Regions from separate parts of the Homo sapiens genome. Here region 1 is linked to region 2. The links are chromatin loops, found by intact Hi-C in ENCODE. Cell type or tissue: OCI-LY7. All regions are shown on one strand. Each heading gives the region's core, and the rest is flanking DNA. Links, peaks and the distances in the headings are about the cores only. Region 1 overlaps PRKD3 (protein kinase D3). Region 2 overlaps SULT6B1 (sulfotransferase family 6B member 1).

Region 1 (2,925 bases), core at 328-2,827, 96 kb before region 2:
CATATAGAATATTGATATTCTAGAATATTCTATTAGTACAATCTGAATTCATGTAGGAAATACACTTCTTAAAAGGAATCTTTTTAAAAATCACACCTCATTTACTGAAATTAGTTTCATAAGATTTAGTTATGTGAGCATCACAGCTAAACTTTTTCACATGGGTTGGAAGTAACCTACTACACTGTTAAACGCACTCACACCACCTTTTGGCTCTCCTCTTCCCCATCCAACTGTATCATCTTTCCTTTTCCATCTTTGCCCCGTGTCATTCTTACCTGTAGTCCTCCCTCATCACCCAAACCTGAAAGGCTGTCTGAACTCCTGTAGTTCATCCTGCTGTTGATACCTTTACCTGCATCCCTAGAGGCGTCCATAGCTTTTCTTTCCCATGCCCACATACTTAGAGAAAAGATGGGGTGAAGATTGCGCATATTATTATTAAGACTACAGCTTTGGCCTTTCCGGTGGCAAGGAGGAAAAATCACAGGATCACTGATTTAGAAGTGACCTTACAGTTTATCCCGGAGTATCCAATCTCTTGAGCTCTTGGTGACAGGCTTTGTAATTCTGTTTAACAGAAATGAGCACATCCCATTTTTAGATACCTGTGATTATTCTTTATGAAAGTGAATCAAAATCACTTGAAAAAGATCCCACTGCAGACAATATACACAACAAATTGAGTCTTTTTTTTTCCCCCCCAAAAATAGCCATGTTGACTTTCTTGCTATATCTCAAACATGCCAGACATGCTTCTGTCTCAAAAGGCTTTGCATTAGCTGTTTCCTCTGCCTGGAATGCTTTCTCCCTCAAATATCTGCATGTCATACTCCCTTGTCTCCGTCAGGATTTTGCCCAAATATCATTTCCTCAATGAAGCCTCCACATTCTATTCAGCATTAAACCCACCCTCCCACCCCTCCACTCCCCTACCTTAACTCTTTTTCTTTTCTCCATGGCACTTATCACCTTCATACTAGGTAATTTACTATTTTATTTCCCATTGTCTGTCTCACCTTGCTGCAATTTATAAGCTCTGCGAGACAAGGCATCTTTGTCAAGTTTTGTTTAATAATGAATCCAGAATACCCACATAGTACTGGGTACACGGCAAATTCTTATTTAATATTTAATGAATAAATGTATTATGTGGGAAATTACAATACATTGTTAGATTGAAAAAAACTTTGGAATGACTCCCTTTAACTTTTTAAAGTAATGTGTACATTATGTATGTCTATATACAGTTACACAGAAAAAGAGCCATGCCTACATAAACTGTCAACCTGGCCACATCTAGGGAGGATGTTGTAGAGCAGGAAAAAAATTGGGGAGGGGAGGTTCCTTTTGTTTCCTAGATTATGTGGTAATGTAAAATGTTTCTTTTGCTGTCTTGCCTGAAGAGGGTAGTAGAGTAGTGGGAGAAAAGGTGTGGTGTTCTTGTAGGTACCTATGTAATTAGAAAACGTTATCAAAAACCTAGAGGGAAATTTCTGGTTTGAACATTGTGGTGTAAATTCAGCATTTTCCCGTTCTCATCTTGGAAGCTACCCCAAAGCTATAAGAAAAATGATTAACAGAAGTGAGCATACTTTAAAAAAAAGATGAGAATTCAAAACTATAAAATCATGTAGATTTCCAACAACAGTGAAGATGAAGCAGAGGTGCATGTCTCTTCAGGAAGAGACAACACAACTGTTTTTGCTGATTCTTTCTGAAATCTGCAGCCCTTATGTCCTCCAAAGGTCCCTTCTCCAAACAAAAAGCCATTTGAGGGTCATGATCTGATAAGATTTAACTCAAGGGAAAACACATTAAATGAAATGAAAGAAGGCCACTTTAACAGTGGAAGAGTGAAAATCATACTACACCAAATAACACCATAAACATTTATAAAGAAAAACTAAAAACAAGGAGAAACAGACAAACACATCAGTAGTCCATGAGAAATGGAGTAGACAAAAATAATTAAGAACGTACAAGGTCTAAACATAGTAAGGTAGATCTAAGCAGATTATACTGACCTCTGTACCCTAAAAACAAAGAATGCCTCATTAATTCAAAAAAGCAGTCGTATAAACAGTATTCTTTGATCTCAATGCATTAAAGCAGAAATAAATTACAAAATCAGAAAACAAGCTCCTACATGAAAACTTTAAAATACTAATTTTTGAATCAAAGAGCGAAATCAAAATTTCAGAATATTTAGAAAACCTGAAAATACTGCATATATATCAGCGCCTTTGTACTGTCTTTCAGAAAAAGCTTTATAACCTCAAATATTAAGCAAGAAAGAATGAAAATAAGTGAATTAAGAATCTAACTCAAGGAGTTGAAGAATGAACAATAAAATAAACCTAAAGAAAGCAGAAAGGAATAACAGATCAAAAATGAAAATTAATAAATACAGAAAAGAAATAATAAAGCCAAAAGCTGGTTTGCTGTGTGGGGGAAGGGAGGAGGTATGTAAAAATAAAATGGCCATCCTAAGCAAAGAAGAATATACAAAATGATCTTAGGGAGATAACCACAAATACGGGGGGGGGAAGGAATCTTAGGATACTTTGCTCATCTCTATCAGATAAATTTGGAAACTTGGAGAAAATGGGTAATTCTCAATGAAAGTATAACTTACTAAAACATACTCCAGAGGAAATAGAAAATGTAAACCAATAGAGGAAGTTGTTAAGGGAGAAAAATAATGTTACAGCATACTTCTATTTTTGTGTGTCCACGTGTTTTTAAAGGAGGGCAGGGGGGAAAAAGCATAGAGCCAGCCAACTATGGCCTAGCAAAACAGTCACATTTCAACCTCTGTTGATAAAAGTTATAATATTCTGAATCTTACACTGCTTATTGCCATTGTCACACCCCACCACTATGGGGTATTTGAGTTTCATTTATCTACTATAAAATGTTGTC
Region 2 (2,925 bases), core at 314-2,813:
CAGCTAACAGCAGGCATCTATCATGTATTAAACATTTTGTTGGGATTAAATTTTATTGTAAAAAACACTGAAGTTCTAAGGCCGGACATGGTGGCTCATGCCTGTAATCCCAGCACTTTGGGAGGCCGAGGCAGGTGGATCATGAGATCAGGAGTTCAAGACCAGCCTGGCGAAGATGGTGAAACCCTGTCTCTACCAAAAATATAAAAATTAGCTCGGGCTGGACGTGGTGGCGGGCGCCTGTAATTCCAGCTACTTGGGAGGCTGAGTCAGAGAACTGCTTGAACCTGGGAGGTGGAGGTTGCAGTGAGCCAAGATTGCACCACTGCACTCCAGCCTGGGTGACAGAGCCAGACTCTGTCTCAAACAAAAACAAAAACAAAAACAAGAAAACAAAAACAAACAAACCAAAAAACCCACTGAAGTTCTTAATTTTCTAAATGTAGGAATCAAAGCTCAGGAATATTAATTTTCCATTGTCACATAGCTAATAAACAGTGGAGTCAGGATGTGAGCCTAGACATGACTCTACTGTACTTTTTCAAATGAAAATCCATTTTTAAAATCTACTGTAAGCGGAACATTGAATGTAAACCTAACTTTGGTTAGATTCTTGACTAACCCCCATTTTTATGGCTTGTTTAATCAGCTTTCAGGAGGTAGGAAATAGAACCTTTCTATCTATTGTTAATTAAGTGTTATTTAGAATAGGACAATTCTAAGGTAAATAAAGTAATAGTTTTAAAAACGTATGATATTCCCTGTAGAAAATTCATAAAGCATAGAAAAATGTGAAAAAGTATTAAAATTATCCAAATTTCTTCCACCAGAGGTAGGTTTAACTTTCTGGCATATTTTCTTCCACCCTTATTCTGTGACGTTTTATATAGCTGATGACATTTGTAAACAGTTTTGTGTTTTCTTTTATTCCCTTAATATATTGTAAGCGTTTCTTCATGTCATTAAACTCTTTATTAACGTACATTTCAACAGCTATGCAATATGGAACTTACAACTTCAACCTAAATGATCAAAAGATCTTTAAGAAAAAAGTAACTTTCTTTACTGGTAACAGCCAGTAAGAAAAAACATCCCAAACTCAGGCAAAATAATACATTTTTGCAAAATTATCAGTATCTGAGGTCTTAACGAAAACTTGCTATAAAATGTTAACTTTCAAAGGGTATTTAAAGTCTTTAAGAGACTTTACAGAGAAAAATATCATTCTCAAAAAGTGGAATTTTAAGTTCTAGGTGTTTGGAGAGGAATAGGGTTAGGGTATCACTGAGGCTGATGGCTCCCCCTAGTGATGTAAAGAAAACATGTCACCTCCCACACCACAGATGGTGGAGTCCCAATGGATATTGTTAATTTTACAACAGAAATCACATTAGGTTTTAAGAGTGTAAAACTTTTGGCTGGGCGCAGTAGCTCACGCCTGTACCTAGCACTTTGGGAGGCCGAGGCTGGCGGATCACCTGAGGTCAGGAGTTCGAGACAAGCCTGGCCAGCATTGCGAAACCCCATCTCTACTAAAAATACATTAGCCGGGTGTGGTGGCGGGCGCCGGTAATCCCAGCTACTCGGTAGGCTAAGGCAGGGAGAATTGCTTGAAGATCGCACCACGGCACTCCAGCCTGGGCAACAGAGCGAGACACCGTCTGAAAAAAACTAAATAAAGAGTGTAAAGCTTTTTTCCATGTGTCCATTTTAACATATCAGAGTGAAATATTGCACTGAAAATGGTAAAATCATGAAGAAATATTCTAACAGATATCTGGGTCTACTGTTTTTTGTGTGTTGTAGGTGAAGTTGGTGATTGGAAAAATTTGTTCAGTGAAATTCAGAACCAGGAAATGGATGAAAAATTCAAAGAGTGCTTAGCAGGCACCTCCCTCGGAGCAAAGTTGAAGTATGAATCATATTGCCAGGGTTGATTCCAGTCAATTCAGCAGGCCTAGATTTATTTTCCTTAATAATAATTAAGTGTAAATAATTAAATGATAATTCAATCAAATAATCAAATAATAATTAAACAATATTGAAATCTAAATAATACAATACAAAATAATAATACAATTTAATAATAATGATAACATCGGACATTTTTGAGCACAAATATAAGTTTGTTCACTTTTTCAAGAAAGGATATTTCAGCAGTCCCAAAGGGACACTATTATTAATACATCACACTGGAGTTTTAACTTATTTTGTGCTCTAGGTTCACGTAAGAGGGTAAGGAGATACTATCAGAGACATACCTAAAGCTGTGTTTGGCCATAGATGACACAGGCCTCCAAATGGTGCACAATTTTCTGTACTTTGCTCGTAATATAACTCCTTTCTTACTATGGATAAAAGCACTTGGGGTGGCTATCTCAGACAATGTTGGGGGAGAGTTAATTCCAACTCTGCAATAAATTCCATTCTAATTTGGTTCAAGAAAAATGCATTGCTAATCTGCTCCATGTATGCCATTGCAGTAGGCCTTAGGAAGGCCCCTTCTCAAGGGACCTTATATTTCTACTTAATATGACCTTTAATTCAAAGCTAAAGGTAAGAGATTGTGTTATTTTACCGTAAAGACTTTTTCTTTTTCTTTTTCTTTTTTTTTGAGACAAAGTCTCACTCTGTCACCCAGGCTGGGGTGCAGTGGCGCAATCTCGGCTCACTGCAACCTCCACCTCCCAGGTTCAAGTGATTATCCTGCCTCGGCCTCCTGAGTAGCTGGGTTTACAGGCACGCACCACCACGCCTGGCTAATTTTTGTATTTTTAGTAGAGGCAGGGTTTCTCCCATGTTGGCCAGGATGGTCTTGACCTCCTGACCTCAGGTGATCCACTTGCCTTGGCCTCCCAAAGTGTTGGGATTATAGGCATGAGCCACGACGCCCGGCCCATCAAGACTTTTTCTACCACAGAGCCT

The links. Peaks named below come from ENCODE experiments on the same cell type or tissue, not always from the same donor. Only the 100,000 strongest peaks of a DNase experiment are listed, where the experiment ranks them.
Region 1: a loop joins it to region 2, with 2.8 times the contacts of the local background. A loop is called at or near these places in 4 of 110 quality-filtered maps.

The regions. Positions count from the first base shown.
Region 1 is chr2:37,262,520-37,265,444 of GRCh38, reverse strand. All of the region lies in intron 14 of PRKD3 (protein kinase D3), which reads left to right. It also overlaps a transcript of NDUFAF7 not described here. Among named protein-coding and RNA genes, the nearest start is that of NDUFAF7, 32 kb to the right of the region's middle. In OCI-LY7, for the core only: a CTCF peak has its summit at 1,421 (motif pointing right); no DNase peak of the experiment used is centred there; H3K4me3 peaks cover 496 bases; H3K27ac peaks cover 626 bases.
Region 2 is chr2:37,166,947-37,169,871 of GRCh38, reverse strand. It overlaps SULT6B1 (sulfotransferase family 6B member 1), which reads left to right. Exons shown (of 7, transcript NM_001367551.1): 7 at 1,807-2,052. The coding sequence ends at 1,937. Among named protein-coding and RNA genes, the nearest start is that of EIF2AK2, 11 kb to the right of the region's middle. In OCI-LY7, for the core only: CTCF peaks have their summits at 1,090 and 1,290 (motif pointing left); a DNase peak (open chromatin) is centred at 1,311.